Linked DNA regions of Homo sapiens: region 1 is linked to region 2. Evidence: read pairs that join two places in POLR2A ChIA-PET (ENCODE). Cell type or tissue: OCI-LY7. All regions are shown on one strand.

Region 1 (5,000 bases), 330 kb before region 2:
ACACCTGGGTAATTTTTAAATTTTTTGTAAAGATGGGGTCTTGCTGTGTTGCCTTGGCTGGTCTCAAACTCTTGGCCTCAAGCGATCCTCCCACCTCACCCCCAAAGTGGTTTTTTTTTTAATGAGACTTTTAAAACATATTCAAAGTGGAGAGAAGAGTACCATGAACTCTCACACCCCACCTTGATTCAACAGCACATTCAATTTATGAAGTACACTATGAACTCTAGTGAGTGCAGACAGGTCACAGTGGGAGAGGATGAAGTTGTGGAATTCACGGTGGACCTGGAAGCAATTTCTCATCTTCTAGTCCAGTATCCCCACCCCGCAATTCATATGGAATTGGAAACCACGAGATGTAAAGCATCTTGATGAAATGCATACAATTATTTAATAGAACTGGGGCTCAAGATGAGGATCAGCTCTTCTTTCTGACTTCCTTCCCTACCCACATGACCCAAACTTGGCCAACAAACCTTTGTTAGAGGATGTGAATGGGGGACATGGCAGATTTTGCTAGTGCAGATGAATGGGCAGCTTCCTGGGTAGGTGTGCAGGTCTGGTAATTATTCAGGTAAATGTCTCAATTCTCCCCTTCTCAGCATTAAAGATATAGTCAAGGGGTTAGAAAACAGGTTAAAATGGCAACTAAATACCAAAGCAACTTCATTCTACCAATAGACAGAGAACAAACCATCTGTTAGTTGGGTGGTGATGGGTGTCAACTTTGGGAAATCCACATTCCTTAAGCATGAAGTCAGACTTTCATAAGCTACCCTCTTGGAATTTCTTGTTTCAGTGCTGGCCATCGAGCTCCTTGCAGCCTGCCAGGGCATAGAGTTTCTACGTCCCCTGAAAACAACCACTCCGCTGGAGAAGGTCTATGACCTGGTGCGCTCTGTTGTAAGGTAAGATCAAACAGGTCTCTGAAAATTACATCAGTTCAGCACTGTGAACCCTGGCAGGGTTTCATGTTTGGCTGATGGGCGGATGTGCTCTCCCTGTAGGCCCTGGATAAAAGATCGCTTCATGGCCCCGGACATCGAGGCAGCCCACAGGCTGCTCCTGGAGCAGAAGGCAAGCTGGCTCCTTGGCTTGTTTCTTAATTTTTAATTGTTACAGGAAAGCAAAGTCGGGGATGGAGAAACATTGCCTTATTCTATTGTTTTCTGGCCATTCCTTGGGAATGAGCAAAAAGGTATTTGAGCAACAACTTGCAGCACCACTAAGAAGCCATATAATAAACACTAAGTGCACCAGGGTGCAGCCAACGGTTGAATATCTAAGGATTAGAAACAGAAATGGATTTTAAATGGAGTTTTGGGACAATATTCATGGGGAAAAAAATAAGATGTCAGGTTCATTGATGCCTCCCCACCCCTGCAAGATGTCCTCTTTGATTCAAAAGTGCGTTCCCTTCTGGGTGATGCTATCACAACTACCACCACTGGGTGCAATGGCTGCGTAGACCTGGAGAGAAAACCAAGGCCCGGGTGTTTACTTCAGAAGACTTTCGGTCTGTCTAGTGCTCTGGTGAGATGCGGGTTTTTCTTTCTTGCATATTTCCACTGGTTACATTGACCGTATACTCAGCTGCCAGGTACAGATGCCCAGCATGCTGGCTTATCTTTTAAATATCGTTTTTGAAGTGCTTTAAACCTTTTGAATAACTTGTGGGTGTTATGTTCCCTAGAATCGCTTGATTTCCTTAAAACAGTTGCTCTGCTCTGGGGCAGTGATTTTTCCCTGTGATTTTCACACCCATTATTTCTAAGCATGCCCTGCACTCTGGATGGGGAAGCTGCTTGCCTGCTGCCAACTTTGGTGCTAGGAGGGAGGTATACGAGAGGTTAGCCTTTAAGAGTATTCATTTGCTAAGGTCATAAAAAATAATAGGAAAGGCTCCTTGGCTGTCAGTGGCAATCAGTTAAAAAGCAGATATAAACCAAAAACAGGGCCTTAATTTCATTCAATTTAAAAAAAAATTTTTTTAGAGATGCGGGTCTTGCTATGTTGCCAAGGCTGGACTCAAACTCCTGGGCTCAAGTGATCCTCCCACTTTGGCTTCTTGAGTAGCTGGGACTACAGGCACATGCCACCATGCCCGTCCAGGGCCTTACTTTGAGATGATGTTATGCTTAAGAAAAAAAAAAAAAAAGAAAAAAGAGGTTGGTGGGTGGGAGGCAAAAGCTAACCAAGGATCTGAGGCAGTGCCTCTCCAACATTAAAGTGGCTATGAATCTGCTGGGCATCTTGTTAAAATGCAGGTGTGGATTCAGTAGGTCTGGGTGAAGGCCAAGATTCTGACTTGTCCCAGGTGATGCTGATACTGCAGGGGCACAGGCCACGCTTTGAGTAGCAGGGTCAAAGGAACAGAGCACCTGTGGCATGGAAATAAGGCAATAGGGAAATACAATTCACTGCCTTTTACCATTTAAGGCTTGCTTTAGAAAACACACAGGTCCAGGCCATGTGTGGTGGCTCACGCCTGTAATCCCAGCACTTTGGGAAGCTGTGGTGGGTGGATCACTTGAGGCCAGAAATTCGAGACCAGCCTGGCCAACATGGTGAAACCCCATCTCTGCTAAAAATACAAAAATTAGCTGGGCCTGGTGGCATGCACCTGTAATCCCAGCTACTCAGGAGGCTGAGGCACAAGAATTGCTTGAACCTGGAAGGTGGAGGTTGCAGTGAGCTGAGATCATGCTACTGCACTCCAGCCTGGGCGACAGAGTGAGACTCTGTCTCACAAAAAAAGAAAAAAAACAAAAAAACAAGAAAAAAACCACATAGGTACTGTTAAGACCCTGGAGCAACTATCCTTCACTCTATCCACACTGAATTCTCTGGGTTTTGTTATTTGCTTGCTTGTTTTGCTTAGGAAAAGTATGCAGCTTAAAATCTTTATGATGACTTTAGAAAGTTTTGGACTTTGTATATTTACAGTCTTTAATGCAACCAAAGACTAATTGACACAGGTCATGTGTCAAATGGCTTAAAATAAAAGCAAGCAAACAGCAGCTGTGTCTGGTCATGTATAGAGTATGTTTTGACTTCGGATGAAGTTGATGTTTAATAGCATGTGGAAACAATGTCGTCAATATTTCAACTTTGTTTTGTCCTTGCTTTTCAGGTTTGGGAAGTAGCTGCTCCATACATTGAAAAATACAGAATGGAGCATATTCCAGAATCAAGACCTCTTTCTCCAACAGCCTTTTCACTGCAATTTCTGCACAAGAAATCCACCAAAATCCCGGAGTCTGAGGACCTTTAATGGGCTTTGTCATGAAGTAGCAGATGAGAGGGCAGTCAGTTTAGCACAAAGCAATACTAGGCTGAAGGAGAGACCTGAGAACTTTCCTAGGTAGATCAATCCATTGTATCATTCAGTTCTTCTAAAGCCTACGTTGGTTAGGCTGATGGCAGTATTATAGTTGCTAAATTCAGCACTGTGTTCCTGTTGTCGTGGTTCAAGACCCACCAGGTATTTTCAGATTATAAAACTTTTCTTTCTTTCTTAACAGTTTCAACAGGCCACTCACTCTTAAGGGTGAGAAGAATAACCACAATTGTATGTGCCTGTTTTTTACTCTTAGCATTAGATGAATTCAAATTTGGAAACAGATTGATAGCAATTTTTTCTAAAAACATTAGACTTTTGTTAACCTTTTTTTTTTTTTTTAAATTTGCTTCAACAAGCTCTCCACCAGTTGACTTTCTTTGGCTAATTTTACTTTGCATGATATGCCTTAATATGCCTTCATAAATAACCATTTTAAGTCATAATTTGTCCTTAAGCTGCTTTTTTCTTCTATTAATTGGATCATAGTAAAGAGTAGTCAATAGGGTCTTCAGCTATTAATTGTAGAGGTGATTAAAACCAACAAGGAGTTTCATGTGCAAAGGAGATAAGGAATGAATATAAAGATTGCTATTTGGGTGGCTCTTATTAAACTGTGTATTTTGTACTTATCACTACACGTATCCCCCAAATGCTTACATGGGAGTTTGAGGTTAGTATTTTCACTTCCTTGGTGTTAGTACTCTATTCACATTCTTATTGTAACCTTCCTCATTTCACAGATAAGGAATCTTTGGGGATTAACCAACCTCCTTTCTGTAATGGTAATCATTAAAATAAGTCCTATTGATAAAGGTCAGATGGAGCCCTAGAGTGTATTACTGCATCTATTTTTTTCCCCGAGAAGATAAAGGACCTTCAGGGATGGCTTAAGTGTATCTGTCCAGATGAAGGATGGGTCACATGACCTCTTGGCTTCCCAAGTCTAAGCTCTGTGACTTTGCACCAGTGTGTGCATATATGTGCAAGGCCCTTCAAGTGGTCTGAAACCGTGGCTCTAAAAACCACAGCTGGTGGAGAGGAGGACAGACACACTTGCCACCTTGCCTACCTAATTGCCATCTAAAATGGGCCGAACAGTGGATTTCACAATAGAGTTTTCACCCTTTAGATTTACAACCTGTCAGGTGGAAACTGAAGTGAAAACTGCTGCACACAGCAATTCAGGGAGCAAAAAATGTGCTGAGGAGACTGTTTACCTAAAGGTTGTTCTTGGTGCTATTCCTTGTCAAAATGTGAACACACACAAATGAGGTTTGTGCATTGTCATCCGTGGGCTGCCATTGAGCCAGTAACCCCCAGTGGTCTCATGGTGCTCTTCGCTCCAGTTTGGGGAATGCTGGATTCTTTCAGCCCCTGCAGCCCTCCAGGTCAAAATGACACTTTGTCACTGAGTTTTCTACACAGCTCTATTAGTAACTGACAGCACACGCCTTCAAGGGAACTTCAAGGGAAACATGGAATAAACTAAGTCTCAATTGCCTTATGGTGTCGCTTTATTCTTAGGTATTTATAGCAAAGTTAAGCGCCTCTAACAGCAGTTAATCAAGCTTCTGAAGGATTCAGTTGACAGATGTCAACCGTTTTAAGAACAATATGCTTGACTCAGTACACTCTTTTTCCCATTGGCTAGCAACAA
Region 2 (5,000 bases):
GACAGGAGAATTGCTTGAACCTGGGAGGCGGAGTTTGCACTGAGCCGAGATCACGCCATTGCACTCCAGCCTGGGCAACAGAGCAAGACTCTGTCTCAAAAAAAAAAAAAAAAAAAAAAAATTAAAAATTAGCCAGGTGTGGTGGTGCATGTCTACAGTCCCAGCTACTCTGGAGGCTGAGGTAGAAGGATCCCTTGAGCTCAGGAGTCTTTGAGGTTGCAGTGAGTTATGATCATGCCACTGCACTCCAGTCTGGATGACAGAGTGAGACCCTGACTCTAAAATAATAACAACAATAGTGAAGGAAGGGAGAAGACTAAAAAGACTAACAAAAGAAGTTGCTTCAAGTTTTCTTAAGGCAAGAAAAAAAAATCATTAAGAAGTGTTCCTGAGGCCAGGCACAGTGGCTTACGCCTGTAATCCCAACACTTTGGGAGGCTGAGGTGGGTGGATCACTTGAGGTGAGGAGTTTAAGACCAGTCTGGCCAACATGGTGAAACCCCATCTCTACTAAAAATACAAAGATTAGCGGGCCATGGTGGCAGGCACCTGTAATTCCAGCTACTCAGAGGGCTGAGGCAGGGGAATCACTTGAACCTGGGAGGTGAAGGTTGCAGTGAGCTGAGATCATGCCACTGCACTCCAGCCTGGTCAACAGAGCGAGACTCTGTCAAAAAAAAAAAAAAAAAAGGCAGGGCACAGTGGCTCATGCCTATAATCCCAGCACTTTGGGCGCCAAGGCAGGCGGATCATGAGGTCAGGAGATCGAGACCATCCTGGCTAACACAGTGAAACCCCGTCTCTACTAAAAATACAAAAAAATTAGCCAGGCATGGTGGCGGGCACCTGCAGTCCCAGCTACTCAGGAGGCTGAGGCAGGAGAATGGCATGAACCCAGCAGGTGGAGCTTGCAGTGAGCCGAGATCACGCCACTGCACTCCAGCCTGGGTGACAGAGCAAGACTCCGTCTCAAAAAAAAAAAAAAAAAAAAGAAAAAAAATTGTCCCTGAGGCCAGGCGTGGTGGCTCACACCTGTAATCCCAGTACCTTGGGAGGCTGAGGTGGGAGGATCACTTAAAGCCAGGAGTTTGAGACCAGCCTGGGCAATATAGTGAGACTGTCTTTATTTTATTTTTTATTATTTTTTTTTTTGGGAGATGGAGTCTCGCTCTGTTGCCCAGGTTGGAGTGCAGTGCCACCATCTCGGCTCACTGTGACCTCCGCCTTCTTGGTTCATGTGATTCTCCTGCATCAGCCTCCCAAGTAGCTGGGATTACAGGCATGCGCCAACACACCTGGCTAATATTTTTGTATTTTTAGTAGAGACAGGGTTTCACCATGTTGGCCAGGCTGGCCTCAAACTCCTGACCTCAAGTGATTGGCCCACCTCGGCCTCCCAAAGTGCTGGGATTATAGGCGTGAGCCACCATGCCCGGCCAAGACTCTGTCTTAAAAAAAAAAAAAAAAAAACTTAAATTAGCTGGGCATGGTGTTGTGCACCTGTAGTCCCTCCTACTGGGGAGGCTGAAGTGGGAGGATGGCTTGAGCCCTGGAGCTCAAAGCTGCAGTAAGCAGTGATAGCATCACTGCACTCCAGCCTGGGCAACAGAGTGAGACTCCAGAAGGAGGAGGAGGAGCAGGAGGAAGAGGGGAAGGCAGAAAATAAGGGGAAGGGAGAAGAAGGGGGAAGGAAGGGGGAGAAGAAGGGGGAAGGAAGGAGAAGAAGAAGGGGGAAGGAAGGAGAAGAAGAAGGGGCAAGGAAGGAGAAGAAGGAGGAAGGAAGGAGAGGAAGGAGAGGAAGGAGGAGAAGGAGGAAGAAGAAGAGGAGGAGGAGGGGGAGGAAAGGAGGAAGAAAGGAGGAGGGGGAAGAAGAGGAGGAGAAGAAGGAGGGGAAGGAGGGGGAGGAGGGGGAGGAGGGGGAGGAGGGGGGAAGAACAGAAGAGAAGAGAGAAGAAAGAATAAGAAGTAGTGTTCCTGAGCATCTAAAACTCGTACAAGTTTAGGCTACTAGTCCTAGAAGTCCAAAGCACTGACCTTGCTAACACAGCAGAGATCATTATTACACCCTACAAAGAGAAGACATTTCTTTATGGCACCACAGATTAGCACTTAATTCCTTCCATACAGAATGCAAGTGTCCTCATGCCAACAGTTGGGAATGAAAAATTAAGGGGTGGAAAAGGAGAAAAGACTAATACAATTCAAACACTAGCCAAGAGAGGCCTGACTGGGGAAATAACGCAAACAAGAAATAATGTGGTGCCCTGGAAGAAATGCTATCAGTAAGTTACAAGTCAGCATTGAGGAAGCCCCGAATGAGACTGTGGAAGACATTCTAGAGAAGACGATCTGAACTAGGTCTAGCATCAGCTTCCCAGCTTTTGAATCTCACTAGGCAAGGGGGACAGAGCTCCCTGTTGTGGTTTATAACAACTGTGATAACAGACACCCAGACTCCCCTGCAATCCAAATACTGTTGTCACTGAGGGCTGCTTTATATGAGTTATCTTCACAATTTTATGGTAACCTCTGAGGCGGGTGCTATTATTATTATTATTCCCATTCTACACATAAGGAAGGGAAGCTCAGGTAAGTAGGCTGTTGTATCACTGTTAGTAAGAGACGCATCCAAAGTCCAAGCTCAAGTCTGCGCCCCAGAGTCCATGCTCTCAGTCATCACACTGAAACACCTCCTCCTGAGCACATGCTTCCTCGGTCTGCAGAGGCAGCTAATGACCCTGGCTCCCCCTGGATCTCTGTCTTCCTTCAGGATCATTTGCTGGAATGATACAGGAATTGAGGCCTGAGACAATGAATTGAGTTAGGAGCTGTAGGTGACTCCCTACAGCAGCAGTTCCCAACCTTTTTGGCACCAGGAACTGGTTTCATGGAAGACAATTTTTCCATAGACACAAGGCAGGGATGTGTAGGGGGCAATGGGTTGGTGCTGGTTTGGGATGATTCGAGTGTATTACATTTCTTGTGCACTTTATTGCTATTATTATTGCATTGTAATATATAATGAAATAATTATACAACTCACCATAATATAGAATCAGTAGGAGCCCTGAGCTTGTTTTCCTGCAACTAGATGGTCCCATCTGGAGGTGATGGAAGACAGCAACAGATCATCAGGCATTAGATTCTCATAAGGAACGCGCAACCTGGATTCCTCATATGCACAGTTCACAGTAGGGTTCACGCTCCTGTAAGAATCTAATGCCACCACTAATCTAACAGGAGGCGGAGCTCGGGGGTTAATGCAAGTGATGGGGAGTGGCTGTAAATACAGACGAAGCTTAGCTTGCTTGCTGCCACTCACTTCCTGCTGTGTGGTCTGGTTCCTAATGGGGGTTGGGGACCTCTGCCCTACAGCTAGTCACCATCAGCAACAGAAGCTTCATCATCCCCATTCTCTTCTTCCTGCTAAGGCTGAGAAAGGTAAGTGCCCTTCAATTTTTTTTTTTTTTAATCACTGACTGTAGGAAATGCTGTCACCATGGTCCTGTTAGCTGATAGTATACCCTATAGAAGAGGTCTGGGTGGATAAGTGGTACTCCGATTGCCTGAAAAGGAAACCATGCATTTGGATAATGGCCAGTAGGTAACAATGTGCAATGATATAATCGTTGTCATATATAGTCTATTCTCTTCCTTCATACTGTGCAAGCTCTTTGAGGGAGAGGTCCCGTTTGCTTTGTTCACATTGCATCCCCAGGCAGATCACAGTGTCTGGCATATTGTAGGTGCTCAAACAATAGTCATTAAATGAATAATTAGATGATGTCTTCAGATTACACCCAGCTATTTTTTATTTATTCAAACATTTAAGAAACATCTATTGAACAGCCGCTGCAAAAAAAAAAAAAAAAAAAAAAAAAAAAAAAAAACCAGCATAATGGAGCGGTTATGTACGTGTAATCTAGAGCCAGATTGCTTGGGTTCAAACACTGGCCCTGTCACTTACCAGTTGTGTGACCCTGGGCTAGCCAACTAAGCTTTCTGTATTTTAGCATCCCAGTCTCTACGTGGAGAAGATACTAGCACCTACCTCACAAGGTTGTTGGGAAGATAAAGTGGATGAATATACTTAGAACAGTGTCTGGCATATCATCAATACCAGGTGTTTGCTACAGTGATGATAATGACATACCAGGCTGGTCAGGGCACTAAGGACACAGGAGTAAAGAAGTCAGGTAGGTCCCTACATTCATATAACTTAGATTCTAGTAAGAGAAACAAACAACCAACCTATAAACAAAATTTCAAAGATTTGTAAACACTGAGAAGGAAATGATGCTTCACTGCCGTGGAGAAAGCCACACTGAAATGGACTTTAGCATGCAGAGCATTTATCAAGGAGTGTCAATGTCAGTGGAGAGCGGGAGGAGAAACTGGAAGTGAGCAGAGAGAGAAGGTGAGCTGCAAAGCATGCCTAGTGATAGCCTCAGCCAACCCCAGAAGGAAGGCAGAAGTGGAATGACCCTTCAGGGTCATCCCAAGTTGACCTGAGGCAGACAGGCCTTCAGATATCCCACTGGATGCTGGCCACCCTAGGATGGGGCATGGCATTGGGGAAATCTCTCTGTGGCTGAAGCAATTCCTATAGGGGCTGACAGCTGGAGACTGTCTGCCACTGGCCCTCCAGCAGCTGCAGCAGCCAGGTCTCCATTGCAGGAGTATCGGCCACACACTCAGTTTGCAGATAGTGTGAGTGGGAGCTACCTAAAATAAAACAGTCACACCTTAAATATTACCTCTTTGAGGAGGTAATATTTAAGCTGATAACCATATGGTGAGAAGGTGGTAGACTTCCAGATAGATAGATAGATAGATAGATAGATAGATAGATAGGAGAAATAAATAGATGGGAGAAAACACTCTTATTAAAGGGAATAACAAGTGTGATATCCCCAGGTCAGAACAAGCTGGCAGCACTTGAAGTGCAGACAGCAAGAAGACCCATGAGGCCAGAGCATGGCATAAAATGAGGTCTGAAG

The links. ChIA-PET counts read pairs that join two places held together with the same protein. Peaks named below come from ENCODE experiments on the same cell type or tissue, not always from the same donor. Only the 100,000 strongest peaks of a DNase experiment are listed, where the experiment ranks them.
Region 1: POLR2A ChIA-PET joins it to region 2 with 26 read pairs; 2 of 35 experiments call an interaction of 5 or more read pairs at or near these places.

Annotation. Positions count from the first base shown.
Region 1 is chr12:95,972,506-95,977,505 of GRCh38, reverse strand. HAL (histidine ammonia-lyase) reads left to right here. Exons shown (of 21, transcript NM_002108.4): 19 at 800-908; 20 at 1,008-1,077; 21 at 3,134-4,844. The coding sequence ends at 3,274. Among named protein-coding and RNA genes, the nearest start is that of HAL, 21 kb to the left of the region's middle. In OCI-LY7, no CTCF peak of the experiment used is centred here; a DNase peak (open chromatin) is centred at 2,325.
Region 2 is chr12:95,641,113-95,646,112 of GRCh38, reverse strand. No RefSeq gene overlaps it. Among named protein-coding and RNA genes, the nearest start is that of USP44, 92 kb to the right of the region's middle. In OCI-LY7, no CTCF peak of the experiment used is centred here; no DNase peak of the experiment used is centred here.